2 separate regions of the Mus musculus genome follow, and region 1 is linked to region 2. The links are chromatin loops, found by intact Hi-C in ENCODE. Cell type or tissue: heart. All regions are shown on one strand. Links, peaks and the distances in the headings refer to the core of each region. The heading gives the core; the rest is flanking DNA. Region 1 overlaps Notch2 (notch 2). Region 2 overlaps Notch2 (notch 2).

Region 1 (10,411 bases), core at 894-8,893, 51 kb before region 2:
CAGTGCATGTTTGCTAGCCTGGCGGGTGTAGGTGAGGTCATGAGTTACCCAGTCGGGACGTTCACTCTAAGGACGTATTTATCCTGTTACATACGGTCTGCCCGCTGCTCCTTGTCTTCACTTTGGGCTCACGTTTGCTTTCCTTCACTCTTTGAAATGACTGCCTGGACACTGGATGATGCATTCGGAGTGTTTATCCCAGCAGAGCTTCGTGGGAGTGGGTCTGTTCCATCCCTGACGGATCACTTTGATCCCACTGAGGCTATGTTACATGGCTTTGCTTCTGTTTCACCCTTACTGCTGGGAGATGGCCCACATGGCCAAATGTGACCCTTCAGAGGACTGCTGTGGAGCGTGGGGGGGGGGGGGGGGTTGACCGAGCCTGGGATGTTCTTAACAGGCCCTCTGTTCTGGCCGACTTGAGTTCTAAGGAGGAACTAACTGCCTGCGCAGTCTTTACAGCCATCCAACTCTTTCTCTTGGGTCCTGTGTTCTCCTCTTCTGCACAGTCAGAAGCCATTGAAGGGGAAGTATTTTCAGAGTTGTGTTCAGACGTTGCGCTCCTCCTCCCAGGTCTTTTCTAAGGTTTTGCCTTTCAAATTCTGTTTACCTCCATGGCTCCTGGTGCCCCCGCCCTGCCCTGTCTCTGTTAGAGAGATGTCCATGGCCACTTGCTGTCTCTGTTAGAGAGATGTCCATGGCCACTTGCTTTTTTTCTGTAGCGCTGCAGGACCTTCATGTAGAGCAGCTTGCAGAGGGAAAGCAGCTAACTGTGGGATTCTCACAGTTTGCGTCTGTCCTGTGTCCCTTGTAGTTTTCTCTAGTGCCTTTAATATTTCATCCTGAGTTGATAATTGTTATGAACAAGAGAGTTGTTCTGATGTGATTGTTGCTGTTCGTGAGGGTGCAGATTGGGGTCGTGAAGGGTCCTTCACCCTCGCCTGCCGGGTTGAGGTGCCTAGCACAGTACTGGGAAAGGGAGGAAAGGATACATGCAAAGCCACACAATTGCAGAGTCCCTGAGGATGGGGGCTTACTCCTGGGAAACTCCAGTTTGTATCTAAGAATTACATTTTTAAGTGCATGATGATGGATGCAAAATGTTATAAAATATAAGCTGTGTCACATTTTATCCAAACCTTGTTGCTAGCTGCAGTAAACATTAGCAACTAAGTATTTTCTTTGCCAGGATTAGGAGTGATGTTGGTGGTCCAGGCATCTGAAATCCATCCAAGAAAGCTGGGCGGGTTGCCTTCATTGTCCTCCTAACACGTTAGGTATCACAGCAGAGAGCAGAGGAGCTAGACTCCCCCAGAACTCAGCTCTGGATGGAGGCCCTAGCCTAGTGCTTGTGCCGCGGTGGTGGTCTCAGAAGGGTGTGTGCCACTGTGGCCAGCTCAGCCTTAGTCCCTTTTGTCACCTTCTCCTGAGCGCATGCGTTGCTGTGAGGGTTGCTGAGGATCAGGGCCATGGAGTGGACTGTCCACTGCCAATTGCTCGCTTGCTTCCCTGCCAAGCTGGTCCTGCCAGCCTGGTCCCTTCATGTTGGGTGCCCAGGTTACCAGAACATCGTGCGTGCTTACGCTCTCTGGAAGGTGATAGCAGAGTTAGCCATACCTCTGAGTGCCTTCATCTTCCTTTTTCTTAGCGTCTTGCAGATCTTAAGTGAAGAGTGGTAGCTTTGCCTTTCACAGGGTAATGTTTCTTTTCTTCTTCTGAGAGTGGTGCCTAAGAATGATTAACTCCCAGAGTTACTTATTGTGCAGACAGCGATGGCTCCGTGGTTAAAAGCACCTGCTGCTCTTGCAGAGGATCCAGGTTTGGTTTCAAGCACCCACATGGTGGCTCACAACCATCTGTATGTAACTCCAGTCTAGGGCACCTGAAGTCACCTTGGGCCTCTGAGGCCACCAGGCTTGCAGGTGGTACACAGATACGTAGACGCAAAACACCCCTACACATAACGTAAAAAATAAACACATCTTGAAAAACCTAAGAGTGACTTACTGCAGTCTGTGTGTACCACAGGCAGCACCCCATGCACCGCTCAAGTCCGTGGTAGCAGTTGCAATTAATTGATGTTGTTCTATTATTTCATTCTTCTTCGGGAGTCACCAGCCTTTCCCAGTCCACTGGATGACTTACAGCAGTCCCGAGAAGCCCTGCAGGGCTCTTGTGAGGACGGGCGAGAAATAAAGTTAGGCAGGAAACAACTGAATCTCGTATGGTCTGTTCAGAGCGAGCTGGGGCTACGGTGAGTGGGGAGAGCCACAGCCTCAGGTGTGGAAGTCAGGGCACTGCCTGAAAACTCACTCATCAGTCGGGGATACCTTGGTTCAAAAATATCAAAGTTAATGCAAAAAATGGTGAAAAATCCTAACATTCTAAATAAGGAGATTAGCAATACCCATTACTGCCTTAGCCCCAGGCTCCAGTGTGGCTCAGCCTAGTGCTTGTGAGTGGATTAAGTCTTGGAAGAGTCCTGTCTGGTAACATGCAGAGAACATAGATTTCTATGCCAGATAGACTGAGTCTGAGTCTACTTCCTGCTAGCAATCAGATCTTTGGCAGTGTAACGGCTCAGTGCTAGCTGATTGTTCTGGACCAACTCTGACATCAGTTCAGCTGTTTATATGAAATGCATGCTAAATTCTTGTTTTATCAGTCAGTATATGGATGCTCAGAGAGTTTAGATAATTTGCCCAAGATCTTAAAACTTTCTATTTTAACTGATTCAAGAGGAATTCTTGAAAAATGTGCTGTCTTTGTCTCAGTTTACCTATCAATAAAATGGAACCAAATTGTGTATTAAACTGAAAGCTCAAACAAGACTGCCCCAAAAAGAAACTGTGACACTTGAAAACATATAATTACTAGAATACGATTAAATCTCTGCTTTTATTAGCTAAAAGTTATGTATATATTTACTTACTTTTATGTGTGGGCACGCATGTGCTGTGGCATGCACACTGAGATGAGAGCACAGTTTGCAGATGCCAGTTCTCTCCCATCATGTGGGTCCCAGGGCCTCAGCGCAGGCTGTCAGGCTTGGCCGCAAGCACCTTTATCTGATGTGCCTATCTTCTGGCCTTTTAGTGCTTGCTTTGAAAGTAGAAGTAGTGGTTTTAGGTAGGCCTCAGCATCTCACTTAACCATTTATTACTGGCTTTTAGCTAGCTTAGGTTACATGGGTGAGCCTGTACTAGTGCCTGTTGCCATTATGTAGATGAAATATAAAGAGAAAGGCAGTGGAATGTGGGGTGGAAAATATTGTTTGTGACTGAGCTTTTCAGTAGAGAAAGCAAATGAACAAAACCTTGAACCTCCCCATTTCCTGACTGGGGACTGGCAGGTCCAGAACCGTTTTACACAGCCATGAATGACACTGAGATGGACGAAGCCCCGTGACTGCTTGGATGTTGCTGCCAACACAGAACTACTTGTTAAACATGGCACTTGGTGCTTGCACATGAATTACCTATGTACGTTGGTATTTCCATCAAGGCTGTACCTTGTCTAACTGCCATTCCAAAGGGAGTTTTATTCACATGGTCCTTTCAGAGTCCTTTAAGCTGTGAGTCTGTCTGAAGAGTCTTCCATTACGGTCTTGATCACCAGTTTCTTATCAGCGCATGGTAAGAGAGTCCCCGTGCGCTATCTAAGTCCCCTTTATGCTTTTGGCTGAATCAGTCAGTAACCATTGTTTGATAGGGAAGTAGAGTGCCATCCGTAGGCTCTGCCTGAATTCTGCTGCCTGTCTTGGGTAGCTGCCAATAAATTAAATCAATTAATTTTGGCTCACAAAGCTGGCATTAATAGATTGGAATTTAGCTCAGCTTCTTTGAACACGGCCTCCAGGTTAACCATAATCCTGGGTGAAGTTGCTTATTGTTCAATCGTAGCTTGTCAGCGCCATCACTTCATGTAGGAGCCCCCCTGACTCCCCACTTCTCTTCCCTGGGGAGAAGAATGAGAAATATTTCTCTTCTGGAGAAGCTTAATTAAATTCTTCATTTTAGTTTTGCCTATATTTGCCCTTAGTCACAACTGAATGGAAATATAGTTATTCAGAGATTTCCAAGCTTATTTTGATAAAATAGCATAAATATGTGGGCATGATGGACCCTTTCCTCAGTGCTCAGGGGTTGGAATTCCCAGGAAAGAAGGAGTGTCTCGTCTCCCCCTTGTTGCATGCACACATATGCAGGAATGAGCGTGCACGCGTGTGCACATGTATTAGGAAACTGTGTTGTTTCCAGGTTTTTGTATAATTTGAGTTCTATTTTATATCTCACGAAATGTAAGGCAAATTAATATTCCTCTTCAATTTCACTATACTTTCTAGATCATATCGACTGTTAGTGACCTCCCTGAAGACGCAGGCAGCCATCTGGGTCTAAGGTCCTTGGATAGGAACATCCGGCTTCCCCTTCTGATGCCGCAGCTTCTGTTTAATATCTCCTTCCAGAAATAGTCCACATGGTCTTTATGAGAAGGGCTTTAGGAAAGAGGAGCGAAGGCAAGGGCAGTGGTGATAGCTGGCATTGCTCAATGACTACAGAATCACACCCTCCCACCCGCTTCCCCTCCTGTAGGAAGAGAAAGTTCATGAGAACATTGCCTGCCTTGGAGTCTCCGTGGTAGCAGAAGCCTCTAATTCCACCTCCTGTTCCACCGAGGCGCTTCCTCTGCTTGACTCTTCGTACTTCTCGGGATCTGTCACCCAAGGCAGCTACAGACTGTTTTATTCAAATAGGAACACCCCATGTTCCCCTTAGGATGGCAAGGACTCGGAGGACTGCAGCCACACATGCCAGAGGCTTCTCAGGCCTTTCTGTGCTGGGTCGTGTGAATAGACCCAAAAGCCCCAAATATGTCTCCATCTTGGCTGCTTTTTCTGTCTAAATTCTAGTTCATGTAATGTTTCACTGAACCAGTGTGTGGACCAGTCAGGTTTCAAGCGACAGTTAAGTGGTTTGGACAAACATCCCTTGAGCACATGTTAGCAATGAGCGTGTGGAGGTGGAGTGGCCAGCGTGAGAGGCTGGGGAAAGGGCCCAGGCACAGGAAGAGAGGGCAGCTGGCAGCAATTACCTTCCTTCCCTGGACTTTCTGACTCATTGTGTTGCTAGACAGAGTAGCCAGGTAGCTTGTGGCTGGAAACTCGGAGTTCAAGAATCTCAGAAGCCAAGAAAAAGTTTGGGTAGAGGGAGTGAAACAAGAGCAGAGACAGTGCCTGGGCGCTATGCGCGGGCTCCCTCTGTTAGCCAAGAGGCTAGGTATCTCACAGTCATGTCTTCTGCCCAGCATCTCACTGGCCAGGTTCAATTCATCTTAGGAATTCGGAGTGAGTGGGTATCTGTTAGCCAAGTCTTGGGTTACCCCAAATTAGCTCATGTCCTTTACTGCTTGTTTCCTCTAATTATATAGTACATATCCAAACCCCCAATTATCCAGAATAGACCAGGCTGCCTGCTCCGCGTGGAAAACATTTGACAGTGGTTATGATTTTCTTGCCTAGACCTTGGCAGTGCCTTCGTCCCTCAACCTCCTGGCCCTTTAAGATTGTGAAACCCTGGTGCTTGTGTAAGTCAGGCACATCTCCTTGAGGAATTTCTTCACTGGGCAGCTTGCCCCTTTGAAACCTTAGTCATTCTGAGCAGTACCCAAAGAACCTTCTCGACTCTAATTTTTCTGCCACGGCCCTATTTGTATATAATATTTGTGGTGTCTGACTCTTGGTCTCTTATTGCCGAAACTTATGGTTGTGAATGTCTAGGTCACTCCTTAAAACCGGACAGCCCTTGATTACTAAAGAAAGGTGACTCATTTCCTTCCAGGCAAAGACTGGCACTGACTGTCAGAGTCCTAAGTTTGTATCTACACACAGTTCAGTGATGCGCTTCACATAGCCCTTCTAAGTTGTTATTGGTGGTGGTTTGTTTTAGAGACAAGATCTCTCTCCTTAACCTTCTCTCTCCTTAACCTTGCCTGGAACTTACTATGTAGAGTAAGCAGGCTTTGAACTCAAAGAGATCCATCTGTTTCTGCCTCTGCTGGGATTAAAGGCTTGTACCACCACACCTGGCTCCTCCGGTTTTATTGGAGGTAATGACAACATCACTGTGACCTGGGGAGGGAGCAGGAGAGGCCCTCATGCTGAGTTGAAGGGATGTCTGAAAATGAGTTCTGGAGAAAGGCCTTCCCCAGATTTACCTAAGGGTTGATTCCCTGTGAGGGGTTCTTCCCAGACCACTGTCTCTCGCACACATGTCAGCCATTAAAATGTCTCCTGTAACTTACCTGTAAGGCTTGAGATGTCTGCTGCCGTGTCATTCTGTGCTGAAGAAAGCAGGCTGCCACGCTGGCATGGGGGTTTGGGGAAGATGCTAAGGCCTGGAAGGGGACAGAGGTCCCTGGTCTCTGGATTTCCTCCTGGTGCCCTGATGGTTTGTTAGTTCTGTTTTGCTCGGTCTTGGCCTCCTTGCTTCCTGTGAGGGCTTAGCTCAAGGTGACACCTTAGCAACAGTTCATCTACATAAGCATCCACAGGCCCTTTGGAGGGACTGCTAGACTCCATGAGGGGTGTGATTCTTGCCCAAGGAGTGGGACTTGGAGTTCTTACATCCTGGGGTTGAAGGGTGCTGAAGGAGTTAAGTGTCACTATTGAAGTCACCTCATTTAGGAGGAGGGTAAAGACACCTTAGAGTCCTTCCTACTCATTGTGATGTATATATGACAAGCTGACACAGAATACAACCGAGTGAGTTCCTCTGTGTTCCTCTGTGTATCCGACTGACTGGAATATAGACAGGATTCAGTTAGTTCTCTTGACCTCATTAGGAAGAAAGCTGGACATCTTATCTTATTTTTTTCTTTATGGTAGCAACCCTTTAAGAGCTGGTGTGGGTAGACATATGTGTTATCATGGAAGCAGACCTTAAAAACAAAAGATTTGGGTTTTTGTGAAGCAGTTTGAAAGAATAGGCATTTTCATTTTTTAAAAGTCCAGTGAATCCAAGCAATGGGGAGATCACAGCTCTCGGTGAGGCGTGTGTCCCTGTGACTCCAGGGCTCTGAACAGAACTGAGGGCACCTGTACAATTTCAGAGCAACTGTTGGAGATTGTTTGGTCCAGCATCTTACTTTTAGAAAATGCTTGGGGCTCTTGGAAGGCCAGAAGAGCGCATCAGAGTCCCTGAAGGCAGAGTTACAGAGGGTTGTGAGCTGCCAGGTGAGTTCCAGGAACTGAATTCTGGTCCTCTGCTTGAACAGCAAGTGCTCATAACCACCGAGCCCTCTGCCCAGAACCAAGCATCTTCTTTTTAACACAAGGGAGACTGAGGATCAGAGAGGTAAAGTGATTTGTTCAAGGTAACATGTCCAGCAGCAGAGCCAAGGCTAGGCTGAGGAAAGGGCTGTGGGTCAGCAACTTTACCAGAGAGATCTGGGGCCATCCTGGAGCCCTTGGCCAAACATTGTAAAAACTTTAATATTCATTTAGATAGACAAAAGGTCACAACCGTTGGACACACATGGCTATGTACGTTTGCACACATGTTTTATATGTGACAGACTTGGATTGTGAGTGTTTACCCACACGTGTATACACTTGTGAATGCACCCATGCCCTCAGAGTCTCCCATAGAACCGTCCTGAAGGCTGCTGGGCAGTGCTGAGGAGAGTGTGGGTCCATCTGTAGTGGCTTTGCCCACATCTCTAGTCAGTGAAGCACCTTTCCAGAAATGATGTAGAATGTCTGTGGCATGGACCATGATAGTTCCTGCTGTAGACTGTCTTTGCTTACACTTGTGACCTTGGCCTTGGGCTCCATCTGGAAGCACAGATCAGCCTGGGCCGGTCAGCTCTGGCTTTGCTGTGCTTGCTGCTACTGCCCCACAAGTGTCTCTGCACTTCCCTTTGCCTTCGCTTTGGGCACAGTGGAGTGGTAAGTTCAGCGTGTCTGTTGGATGTTTAGTTTCTGTAGTATGAAAGGCCACAGACCACTATAAAGTCTCAGATAAGTTTTACTCCCAAGAATTGATCTTCCTCCCTCCCCCTGATAGGCAATGACTCTGTTTTTAAGAGGAGTAGTTAGGAACCATAATTATTTTGCAGATGTCTACTGTTTTAGGTATTTATTTATTTATTTATTTAGGTGTTGGCAACCAATCTGGAGTCTTGCTGTTGTCAAATGCTCTACCTCTGAGCTATGCTCCCAGTCTTTGTTTTTCTCTATACAGATGGTGTGGCATTGGGCTGTCTTTCTGAAATTAAGCATACTTCATAATAACTGCTTCTCAAGTGGCCTGGTTTCTATAACCCTGTTTTGTTTTTTGTTTTTGTTTTTGTTTTTGTTTTTTTTTTGTTTGTTTGTTTTGTTTTTCTCCTTCTCTTTCTTTTGCTCTGGTCTTGGGAGTTAAACCTAGGGACTCACACAGGGGACTCGAGGGTTCTACCAGCTGAGCATTATTATCTCTTGCAGAAATGGCCTTATTTGCAGTGAACAAGAGTTCACCTAAACTGTAAGCCTTTTGCCTTTATGATGTCAGTGGTGTCCTGCCCTCGAGCAAGTGTCAGCAAACTTCCTTAAAAATGCTAGATATCACATCTTTTAGGCCAAGAGTCAAGCTGACAGTTCTGTGTCACTTTATGCCCATTTAAAATGCCACCAGTGACAGTTCCTGAGCTGATGATCCAAACATAGATGGTGGAGTGTGCCAGCCCACCTTAGGGCTCAGGAGCCATTGGAAAGCTTCCTGTTTCCCCAGAAGTGCCAGATGCCAGAAAGCCACTGTTTCTGCTGTTTGTTCTTGATTTAATGTGCAATGATGTTCTTGAAGCAGAGGAGCTGAGATCACAACAGTGAACTACCCTTGATCCCTCTGCTGCCCGCTTTTGGTCGATGCCATCTCTGGCTGAGGTGATGTGTGCTAGTTACAGCCAGGGTTTCTACTAAATTAACGAGGAACATCATTCAAAGAAGTGAACACCACTCATTTTTCTTTGGCAATTAATTGTTCTCATTACCATCAAAGTAATAAATGTTAGTTGGTGTAAATGCCATAAAAGTTATCTTTTGTGTGGACAAGTTTTGGGGTTGGGTGTTGTGACAGTGGTGGTTTAATAGTCATGTTTGCTCTTAAGAGCATCTTGAGAGGCTTGCAGGTAAATCTGGCAGAGCTGGTGCTGCCTGGTGTCTGCTTCTGGGCACAGCAATGCAGTGTGAGCCTCTTACATGGGCACTGCAATCAATTTCTGTTGTATGTGACAGTCAGAGGGTTTATGTGCAGCAGATATGCACTCTGAAAGCTGAGTAACACACACACACACACACACACACACACACACACACACACACATATATATTAGGAAAATGTGATTTAAAGAAATCTATTCCATATGGGGTAGGGCAGCTTTGAATAGCCTTGGGTTTATGAAGGTTAAGAGGTAGGTGCTTTGTGTATCAAGAATCTTAATTAGCTTAAAGATCCTTTAGGTAAACAGCTCAACCCAGTGGTTCCCAAACTTCCAGTGTAATTGAAGTCTGGAGCCTTTAAGTTGTAAAGATTATGTGGACCCTTGCATCTTGCCCTTTGGCATCCGTTAAGAATTTGAACAGCTGAATGGCTTCCATATGCTAGTCACTGTGTTTGGCACATAGGGTATAGTAGAGAATAACTCTTGTCTATTAGAGAAGATAAATAATTGTAGTAAAGGTTAATGCACTGTGTCAGATTTATGGGAACATAAAGTGGGGATGTCCCTTCCAAACCTTCTCTTTCCCTTTCTCTCCTCCCTCTTCCCCTTTCTTCTCCTTCCTGTATCTTCCCCTCCTCTCCTTCTTTTGGGGGTGGGGACAGGGTCTTATTGCCTGAGCCTCTCGAGTGTGCTTACAGGCAGCATGAGGCTGCCAGCAGGAAATAACGTTTAGGCAGAGGCTTGGAGGAATTTTAGGGCATGGTTGTGACAGAGGGTGGAGAGAGTGGGGGCTTTGTGACTGACGTGTGCACAGGTCTGGCAGGAGGCGTGTTGGATTGTAGCATGTTCTTTGAGCTGGAGGAAGCTGAGCACAGAGAACGTACAGTGCATGAAGAAAAGCTACATTGAAACCGTTGTTTCAACACAATGCACCAGGTCAAAGTCTACAAGGAATTCAGGCATCTTCCCAGGGCTTGGGAATGATGCACAGTGCAGGAGCAAGGTCTGCCTCCATCAGCAGTAATATGGAAGTCACCCAGATAGACCGTTAGGTTAATCGTAACAGCATCTTATATACATTCAAATGTGGACCAGATAGAACTTAGTGGTGTAAGGAGTGCTTGTCAGGATTACAGCCCCTGGCATGCTGCTGCAACACAACACTTAGAGCACGCATCTCCTTCTCTCAGACAGTTTGTCTGTTATGGTG
Region 2 (10,411 bases), core at 1,721-9,720:
CTATGTTTTGTCCACTACAGCGACTACTCTATCATAGTGAAGACTCGCTTTCTTTGGAGAGCTGCTCATGCTTGCGGAGGTTTTTAGCTCTCTCTGCACATTTTTGCTTCCTTGGCTGGAATGCCCCTTTATTTCTGTCTGAACCGCATGTGTGGTCCATTTGTGCAGGTTTCAAAGGTGTGCATTGTGAGCTGGAGGTAAATGAATGCCAGAGCAACCCGTGTGTGAACAACGGGCAGTGTGTGGACAAAGTCAACCGCTTCCAGTGTCTGTGTCCCCCTGGTAAGCGCCTGCCACCTGCCCCTGTGCTCTCCAAAACCCCAAGCCAGCCAACCACAGGAAGGGGAGGGGGAGCGAGTGCGTGTGGGCCGAGCATGAGGAAGTCATTAAAGTGGCTACTTGGGAAGAGACTTTGTGTATGCTGAGGTGGGGAACTGTTTCAGCCAGCATGTCTTCCAAGACTTTTGTGGCCTGAAGTCCAAGTCTGTTCTCGAACGGCCCCTGACCTCCCTGTCTGTGTGTATATTTCAGAGTGCTCACACCTCACAGAAGCGCAGGATTTTATTTTTTCCTCATGAGTCATATTCCTAAATCCCAAGACATTTTATTCCATTAAGTCCAGGCCGGCACCACACATCAGATTTTTTTCCAAGGTCCTGTGCCTCTGCTGATGTTGAAGGCCTGCCAGCTGTCTGCTGTGGACGGTGGCTTTTCTACTTAATCTCCAAAGAGAAGATCCTTTCAGTCTGGGGATACAGTTACTGGTTTGAGACTCCATCTTCAGTAGTGTCTCAGTTCCTCTTGCTTTCCCTGGAGATGGACCTGAGAGTCAGGGGTAGAACCCCAGTACCTCTGACCTCCGAGCTTTGCCTTGGTGACCCCTTGGCATACACTCTGCCAGTGATTCAACCACTGTTTCAGTAAAGGAAGATGGGTCAGTCTCTGATATGTGTCACCTCGGTGCCTCTTCCAGGCTTCACAGGACCAGTGTGCCAGATCGACATTGATGACTGCTCCAGTACTCCCTGCCTGAATGGGGCCAAGTGCATCGATCACCCGAATGGCTATGAATGCCAGTGTGCCACAGGTAAGTGTCAGCCCCTCCCATCCCTTTGAGGCCCCTCTGTGGGCAAGGCGACTGTCTTCCCCTAGCTGCTCGGAGGTAGAGCATAAAGGGTGCTGCCCTCCTCTAACAGCCAGGGGCTGGCTCATGCTTTCGCTGCAGACCTCCTACTGCTGCAGACCTCCTGCTGCTCTTACAGTCCTTACCTGTAGCCCCTGGCTCATTGTCACCACACAGTAGTTCTGCCCACATGTTCAGCTGGTGTCTGTGTGTTTATGGAAAGGGTTTGGGCAGCAGTGAGCTTCTAGCTTGCTTCCCTGGTACCTTGGGAATAGGAGAATTCTAGAAGAAAGCTGTTCTTCACTGAGGCTCTCTACAGGGTCTCTGTGTCTCTGAGTCCAACCTTTGTGCAGTGTAGATACAGATGTCCTTGAGAGTTGGCTGTGTCTCTCTAGGAAGGTGCTCCCTGCATGATCTGATTCTGTATTCTGAGAAACTTTGGTAACACATTTCTGGGTCTTGGACCATATTTCTCACATGGGAATGGGCTTTATTGAGCTGAATGACTACAGCACACTTGCTGTGCAGATGCATGGCTCATCAATATGGAGAAAGCCTTAAACTATTCAAAAAGGAAACCTCTTCCTTATGTGATTCTGAGATAGAAGCTATAGGGAGAGAGGGCTGGAGCAAGAGCATTTGCTGCTCACGCAGAGGACCTGGGCTTGGTTCTCAGCACCCACATAGCAGGTTCCAACCATCTGTAACTCCAGTCTCAGGGAATCTGACACCCTCTTGTGGCCTCTGTGGGCATCACACACACACACACACACACACACACACACACACACAGAGTTCGCATGCATACATATAGGCAGGCAGACTCTCAAAGTCATGAGTAATGTCAGAGCATAAGTTAGAAACAGGTTTTTAGCATGTAGGCCTTGTGCCTCTGATTTCTCTCAGGTCTCAGGAAAGCACACTCTGTTCCCATAGTGGTGCAGAGCTGATGTCTGTTGTAGGTGTGGACTCTGCTGAGCTGCCTTTTCCTCGTAGGAACGTTGCCTCCTGTTGGAGATGCTCCAGACGTTTCTAGCCTGCTTCTGTGGAGCGTGACTTCACAGCAGTGAGGTTTAAGTCCTAGATCTCATGTTTAAGGGACAGGAGGGTGCTGAGGTGCTCAGTGGGTACTAACACCTGCCGCACACCCCTAAAAACATGAATTCGACTCCCAGACCTCGGGGAGCAAGGAGGGAACCTACTCCCAAAAGTTGTCCCCTGACTTCAACATGTACACACCCACACCACCCATTTGAAAAATAATAATTTAAAAAATAAGTTTAAACAATAAAAGGGAGGAAAGACCTCCTTGGACCCTTTTTAGGAAGAGGTGGGACATGGATCAAGTTACACCTCAGTTGTGGGATGCTTACTTCTCTCATTGTCTTTCAGAGAGTCACAAGTGGATCATTCATTTTATTTAATGAATACCTATTTAGAAATTAGTAGCATAACACTCTTGGACGGGCTCTGAGACTCTGTTCTCCAGACTCAGATCTGTAAGACGGAATATGTGAAGTCATAGTCAGTGCCTGTGTGCTGGGAGGAGAGCTGCTCAGAGGCAGCATGCAAGGAGGAAGTGTGGAGTGCCTTCCTTCCCTGCAGGCCAGGAAGCAAGCACACTGAGAAGAGAGCAGCAGACCCCAGGCTCAGGCACAGGGGCATATCCGTTCTGCAGACTCCTCCAAGAATCTGTGAGCACGGGGTCCCCAAGCTCGAATTATAAATCAGACAGGCAAGGCCACTGCTCAAAGCCACCTGTGAAGATTGCTCCAGACGTGGGGCATGCAGGGCGGCTGGGCAGGCCGCCTTTGGGTGTAGACTCAGCGTGCTCCCTGGTTTCAAAGGCTCCTCACTAAAATTCTTTCTGCAGGTTTCACTGGCATATTGTGTGATGAGAACATCGACAACTGTGACCCAGATCCTTGCCACCATGGCCAGTGCCAGGATGGGATCGACTCCTACACCTGCATCTGCAACCCTGGGTACATGGGAGCCATCTGTAGTGACCAGATTGATGAATGCTACAGCAGCCCTTGCTTGAACGATGGGCGCTGCATTGACCTGGTGAATGGTTACCAGTGCAACTGCCAACCAGGCACATCAGGTAGGACAGTCCCTCCTTCTCTCAGTCCCTCCATCCAGGGCCTGCTCTTTGGCATTGTCAGCTAAAAGTGACAGCTTTCTTCCTGCTCTGTGTCTGGTGGGGCCTCAGGAATTTCAGGCAAAGGTAAGACCTTGGTAGTTTCGAAGTCAAATGCCTCAGGCTCCTCACAGGCCACCTGAGCCTAGAGGGAGGCTGCTTGCTAGACGAGGGCCTGCTCTGTCCTATTAGGAGTTCTGGAGCTAGTTCACTGGGCAGCTACATTTCCCAGATTTCCCAGAATTCCATTTTACCTGTGAGAGGAACGATCTTGGACACAGCTTTAGCTGGAGACAGAGGGATACTGTGAGAGATCAAAGGGAAATGTCTGAGTGGAAGATTAACCAGTGTGAGCCTTGCGGAGCAGAGGGCCTACTGGATACACGGGGTGATTTGTAGGGGCTCATCCTGGACTTAAGGAAGTCGGCCTATGGAGGGGGCAGAGGCAGGGGAGTGGGGAGCTGCCCTGATTTCATTGTGTTACTTCAAATCCATTTCTTCAAACTTGTCAAAGGTCCTGGTCTTCATCCAGGGCCTCACACATGCCAAGTTTGAAAACAAAGTCCTTTTTGAATTGCTCAAGCATACGAAAAACATCCCATGCCTTCACAGCTGAGAATGTGGGTCCCCTCCCCACATTTAGATAACTCCCTCAAAGGACTGAATAGGGCTTTGTGAAACCTTCCAAAAGCAATTTGCTTCCGGGCTGGTCCCCAGACATGAGAAATTGCAGTACGAAGGAAAAGTGAGAGATTTACAAGCAGTTGAATAGGGGCCTTTAGAATGGAGGGGCTGTGTTAGGCTTGCTGTCTCCCTCATTGTAACAAACACGCTGGAAACCTGGCGAGTGGTGGGTTGGCAAGAACTTATTTTCCTCTGGGATTATATCCTTGTGCCAGAGTGTATCAGGTATACTTTCCTTCAGGGACAGAGGCAAGAAGTTAATATTCATGGTTTGCAGCAGGCAGCATGCAGAGAGAGGCCAGACCCATTGCTGCAGCTGTTTGAAGAGTTAGAGCAAAGAGCTGCAGGCAACATACAGACTTGCTGGTCTGTGTTCAGTAGAAAGGAGCTGGCAGGTGCTGCCGGCCTGGCTGGAAAGTCCATTTAGGGGACAGTGTGGATAGACTGTCACGGAGTCACGATTTCTGATCGATCCAGGTATCATGCAGTCTCTGTTGGTAGTTTGATGTTTGGAAGGAAGGAATCATCATAGCTTGCTCACCGTTCCTGTGGTTTCCACTGTCTGGGTGCTCAAAGGGAGAGACACGCTCACTGTTAGGGTCTTCTCTCATCTGTCCTTTATAATGATAAACTCTTGGAATAATTAGTTCTCTTGAGTTTCAAGTCACCTAAAATGGCTTGATCTAGCATAAGGAAGAGAAAACAGAAAAGCAGCCAATTCAGCAACAGCATAGAAGTCTCCTCGGGCTCTAAGAAACAGTAGAACCCCAGACCTTGTCAGAGGAGAGCTGCAGACCTGAGGCCCCAGAGGGCTGCTCTGCCAGTGTAGACGCTTGTGGGCAGCTCAGCTGAACCAGGACCTCAGGGTCTGGAGCTGTACTGGCATGCTAGGACTTCATGGACTGGGGGCCGGAGGCTAAAAGGCCCACCCCTGCATACAGGAATATGGAAGCTTGTCTCTCATTAATGGTCATTGTGGTTAGCCTCAGCGACATAGGAGGGCTGCATGACATTCTGGAGCTAGCATAGAGGTGGTAATTATTAACAAATGTCTGATCACTTACAGATAGGACGGTTGGTGAGTGACTCAAATGGTGACATTTGGTCTAGGAGCTTTATCTGTATTCTTACATGAGATTTTACTTTTACACTTTTTATACCACAAAACAGTCTATGGACCCCACATAGCTTGCTTAGATGCACTTTAATGATTGCAGTATGTTTTCTTGTTTTGTTTGTTTTGTTTTAGTTAAAATGGGATTCTAGAACGGTAGGCTGCCGCTGTTTCAGTTCATGGTTCAGGCCATGGCTGCTCCTCCTGGCTGTGATGCTCTCTCAACCTGAGGGCTGAGAGTTAACAAGTTACACAGTGACAGATTTTATTGTCCTCACCAAAGCCATGAAGCGGGCATGTGTTTGTTTGGCTGTGGGTATGTAGATATGTGTCCATCTGGTTGGGGCCTGCAGCCTGGATCCTGGCAGAGATGCTGACAGTTTTGCCTATATTGCCTTTGTACCGTTTCCATGACAACAGAGTAGAAGGGACAAATCATGGCTAAGTATGAGTAATCCAGTCCTCTTGGCTTCTCAGTTCTGGCTTCTGTGGACTGTACTTGGCGATGCGTCGCTTTGTTCTGATCGGATGGCCTGGATCCCCTACAGACTTCTGACTGAGTAGCACCACAGGCGGAAGTGCTGACATTCCTGTGGTAACACAGAATCATTTCTCTGGGTCTCTTTACAGGCCTTAATTGTGAAATTAATTTTGATGACTGTGCCAGCAACCCTTGTATGCACGGAGTCTGTGTGGACGGCATCAATCGCTACAGCTGTGTGTGCTCTCCGGGATTCACAGGTAACACTCCTTGTCTTTGGAGGGGGCCTCCTTTAGCCCCATCAAGCTGGGAAAGGGGTCCCTCAGTGAAAATCACTTTTTCACCTGTTTCCTGTTTCTCATCGTCTCTGGAAGGTTTGCAGTCTGCTCTGTACTTCTCTTTCTGTTCCAGACCTTCCTAAGTGGAAACACAGCCTTTCCTTTAGCGTTTCAGGCCACGCGTGTCTTGCTCCCTGAGACTTCCTAGCAGATGGTAACTTTCCATCCCCGTGCTTGGGTTAATGCCTGCAAAGCCACCTTTGCTTCCCCACAGGCAGAGGCCAGTGCCTTCTGTAAGGCTGTGTCCAAGGTAAACGTGCATGGAAACACTGGCTGCTCACCCTGGGGTCTCGCCTCTCCCGGGAGCCTGTTTGGGGAGGGCATAACTTGAGGAGACCACCACATAGTTTGTCTACAGTGAGCAAGATCTTTTTGCCCATGAAAAGAAAGTAGATTAGAATTATTCTGCATTGTGACTCTTCCTTAGGTATGAACCTCTAGAGAGTTTGCACATGTGCCCATAGGTGAAGTATAATCCACACATTCTCTCTTCTTCCTTTTCCTTGTTAACATTAACTTTGTCATTTATGTTTCTGGAAAAATTATCGTAGAGGCTCCAGAGGAAGCCTGGGCCCTCACTGATACCTCATATCGGTGACAGTCCCATTGTTAGGATACACTGTGTGTTCTGCTTTTTCTGGACATTACCACACATGTGCAGACATATATAATATTACCCTTTAGTAACTGCCCTATGGTCATCTGCTCCCCAGGTGTGTAGCCCACTTCAGAGCTTTTGGCAGAGCCTAAGGACAGTCAGAGCCAGGTGAAGAGAGTGCTAGGTACCCAGTTCCTCTATGCCAGCGGTATGACATGTCAGGAACTTTTGTGGCTTTGGTGGATCTCAGTTCTTCCTGGTGACTGAGACGCCAGTGTGGTGAAGGTTTCATGCCCTGACCCACTGAGGTAGCCCGATGAATTTGGGCATCCTGAAAACTGTTCTCTCAAATACGTGGGAGCTGACTAAATACACAGACCTGTTAAGTGTAACAGGAAGAAAATGCCCAATTTGTATGAACGGCTTATTCTGAGCTAGGAACCAAAGATGCTGTCTCACCTCACTTAGTTGGGATAGATGCTACTGTTCCTGTGGTACTGAGGAGAGGGCAGAGAGCGAGAGACGCAGGGTGATGTTCCCAGTGCCCTGCAATCAGGGTCTTTCCCAGGCGTCTACGCCAGAGCCCAGGCTCATTCCCATTACATGGCCAAGGGGGAGCCTGTTACGGTTTCTTCTGGGATTTATGTAAGGCTTCTCACCGGTTTTAGTTTTTTTAAATGTCAGGGAATCATATTCTGTCTGTTTTTAACATTTAGCAAATCAACGGGGTCAAAGAGGGGGCACATAGGCTAAAAATACTCTAAAATAAACATAAGGTGTAGCATGAAACCACATAACCAAGAGATGGAATGTTTTGGTTGCTGGGTGGTGCCCCCTTCTTGGGAACTGTTTTCTGGTCCAAGAGGCTGTTTTGTAAATCGGTTGCTGGAAATGTCTAAGAGTCATGAGCCATAACTGTGAAGTATTTGGGGCTTTTCCTTCTATTTTATTTTAATCATTTCCCCTGCTGTTTTCATAGGAGCTTTAGAATATCCGAGGGAGGCCTTTGTCTCTTCTCTTCCTAAGGCTGTTCTTTATTCTCACAGGAGCTCTACATGTTCTGATTACATGGGAGAAAGTCAGGCATCATGTGATCCTATAAACTCCTTTTCATTTTCTAAAGCCCCTGGTGGTGTTTGGGTTACAGCCTGGTGGCAGACACCCATAATCCTAGCTGTTGTAGAAGCTCATGCAGGATGGCCACAAGTCCAAGGTCTGCCTGGACCACGGACTGAATTCAAGTCAGCTGCCCAACTTAGTAAGAGCTTGTTTCAGAATGAAAAGTGAAAAGGCAAACAACAAAAGCAAACAACAAGAACGGGGCAGAGAGGCCAAGCGCAGTAGTAGAGTGCTTACCCAGCATGCATGAGGCCCTGGGTTCCAACCCAAGTACCAAAAACTAAACCCAAACTACAAGAACAACAGAACCCAAAAAGTAAAACAAACCAAAAACAAACTAAGTCTTCCAGAAAACAAACAAAAAGCCCAGCCTACCCCAGATCTACTGTCTTCCTACATTTCCTCACCATCCATAAATGGAGTTGTGCAGTGCTCAGTTAACGAATATGGCTGCAGAGATGGTGCTGGATAAGCCAGTGAGCTACAGAGAGCCCATGCACTCTTCCCAGGGCTGGGACCCTCTTTCTCATCCTTTGGCAGTAGTTATCGCAGGAGAAGTTCTCAGGACACATTGGCAAATGAATAGACAACTTCTGCTGTCCAGCCTAGACCCGTGGTCCACACTGCAGCATGCTGTCATATCCAGCCTAGAACCCGAGGTCCACACTGCAGCACGCTGGCATCTATTATACACTAACTAATTTACTGTAAATAGTAAGAAACATGCAGTAATTCTCATGTTGATCAACGCTTAGCCCCACAAGGTGCAGAGCTGACACTAGCCATTTCTGATACCCAGTGGACACTGTGTGACAACTATAGAAGAACACTACAGAAGTAGCTGCCAACCTACACACAGGCTGCACAAGTAGGGATGGTGCAAATGCACATGAAAATGGCTTAAAACTTTATCTTTGAAATTGTTTAAAGGCAAATGAGGAGCTGGGAAGAGTGCTTGCAGATCCTAAGTTTTATCCCAGTACCACAACAAAAAGAAAAAGAAACAGAAAAAAAAAAAAAGATAAAAAAGAATGAGGTGGCTCATGTTGAACACTTGGAAGACTGAGGCAAGACATACAGAGGAAAATGGCAGCTATCCCAGACTGTGGGTCTTTACCACAGGAGCCACCAGAGATGGTTCACTGTGCATGGAGGCTGGCAGCCTGCTAATGCCTTACTTTAAAGGGTGTGTCTCTTTTATTTGGAACTTTTTGAACTAAATAAATATAGTGTTATTCTTTCTTAAATTAATTTTAGAAAAAGACTTTTAAACCTGATTTAGAACACTGTGTCCTTGAAGTTCATAAATTCCTTCATAATAGTTGCTAGATTTCACTCCCAATACTATAGGGAGAATGTTAATTCTCAACTATTAGAAATATAAAAAGACATCTGTATGCTTAGTCTATATACATATACAGCATAAGACAACGGTGATGAAGGCTATAGCAGACAGGCCTTCAAAATTTAGCCGCAGGTGTGTTCTGGCAAGATCACGTCCACTTCGATTTCAGGTACTGCCAGGACCTATATTTTTAGAGACTCTGGTGTCTGAACCACATAAATCGTATGAAATGTGGTTGGCAGGCCAGGCCATCATAGTCTATGGCAATGCGGCCTAGAAATTTGTTGTCACTGTTTCAAAAAAACATACATTTATTCATTCATTTATTTATTTGTTTGTTTATTTATTTATTTATTTATTTATTTATTTATTTATTTATTTCTGGTGCCTACGAAGGCCAGAAGAGGACATTGGATTTCCTGAGCTGGAGCTGAGCACTTTTGAGCCATCTAACATGGGTGCTGGGCGCTGAACTCTGGTCCTCAGTATGAACAGTCAGCATTCTTAACCACTGGACCATAAAACCACATTTCAAAGAGACGTTCTTACAGTAAAGTTTGAAAACCACTGGTCTGGACTGGGAGTCACCAAAGTGTTTTCTCAGTTTCTGGAGGGCAGTAAATTCTTGCTTACAGACTACTTACGGAGGAAGAAAGTGAGTGGGCTCTGTTCTAAGGATGAAACCAAAGTGTCTATTTTTTAAAATCAGTTTAACATTAAACTAGCAGTCCATTCATATCCCAGCTAATTGCGATTAACTAGAGATAGAAACGTAAAACCTTGACTGAGGAAAAGTGACAGAACACGTGTGAGGCAGAGCTCTGCACACATACATGGCAGTGCCAGGAGGGGCAGCAGTCTCTGGTGACAGAACACGTGTGACAGAAACAGAAAAGTGACAGAACACATGTGAGGCAGAGCTCTCCACGCACACACGGCAGTGCCAGGAGGGGCAGCTGTCTCTGGTGACATCTGGTGTTCTCCTTAATGCCTGTGAAGTTCTGAAGTTCTAAGCTAGATGCAGTCTACCCGAGAGTGCCGTGGCTTCGATCTGCTGTCATTAGTAACTTCCCTTCCTTATTAATAGCAAGTGCTCCTCGAGCCTTCCTTGCATGGTGTGACATGCTTCTCCGTGTTAGTCCTTGAACCTTACAGCCTGCCTCCGTGAAGTGTCTGCATATGCGTCTCATCGTTCTAACCCCGTCCCTTGAGAATTTAAGTTTGAGTGACATGGCCCCTGACCCCTCTACAGGCCAGAGGTGCAATATTGACATTGATGAGTGTGCCTCCAACCCCTGTCGCAAGGGTGCGACGTGCATCAATGATGTGAATGGTTTCCGGTGTATATGCCCCGAGGGACCGCATCATCCTAGCTGCTACTCACAGGTGAACGAGTGCCTGAGCAATCCCTGCATCCACGGAAACTGTACTGGAGGTCTCAGTGGGTGAGTAGCTACCCTGTGCTA

What was found. A loop is a pair of places that touch in the nucleus more often than their neighbours do. Peaks named below come from ENCODE experiments on the same cell type or tissue, not always from the same donor. Only the 100,000 strongest peaks of a DNase experiment are listed, where the experiment ranks them.
Region 1: a loop joins it to region 2, with 2.0 times the contacts of the local background. A loop is called at or near these places in 2 of 42 quality-filtered maps.

The regions. Positions count from the first base shown.
Region 1 is chr3:98,051,456-98,061,866 of GRCm38, forward strand. All of the region lies in intron 2 of Notch2 (notch 2), which reads left to right. Among named protein-coding and RNA genes, the nearest start is that of Gm40103, 31 kb to the left of the region's middle. In heart, for the core only: no CTCF peak of the experiment used is centred there; DNase peaks (open chromatin) are centred at 1,466, 4,696, 5,136 and 5,596; H3K27ac peaks cover 511 bases.
Region 2 is chr3:98,101,353-98,111,763 of GRCm38, forward strand. Notch2 (notch 2) reads left to right here. Exons shown (of 34, transcript NM_010928.2): 9 at 169-282; 10 at 974-1,087; 11 at 2,997-3,230; 12 at 5,695-5,805; 13 at 10,198-10,390. Among named protein-coding and RNA genes, the nearest start is that of Adam30, 54 kb to the right of the region's middle. In heart, for the core only: no CTCF peak of the experiment used is centred there; a DNase peak (open chromatin) is centred at 5,569; H3K27ac peaks cover 292 bases.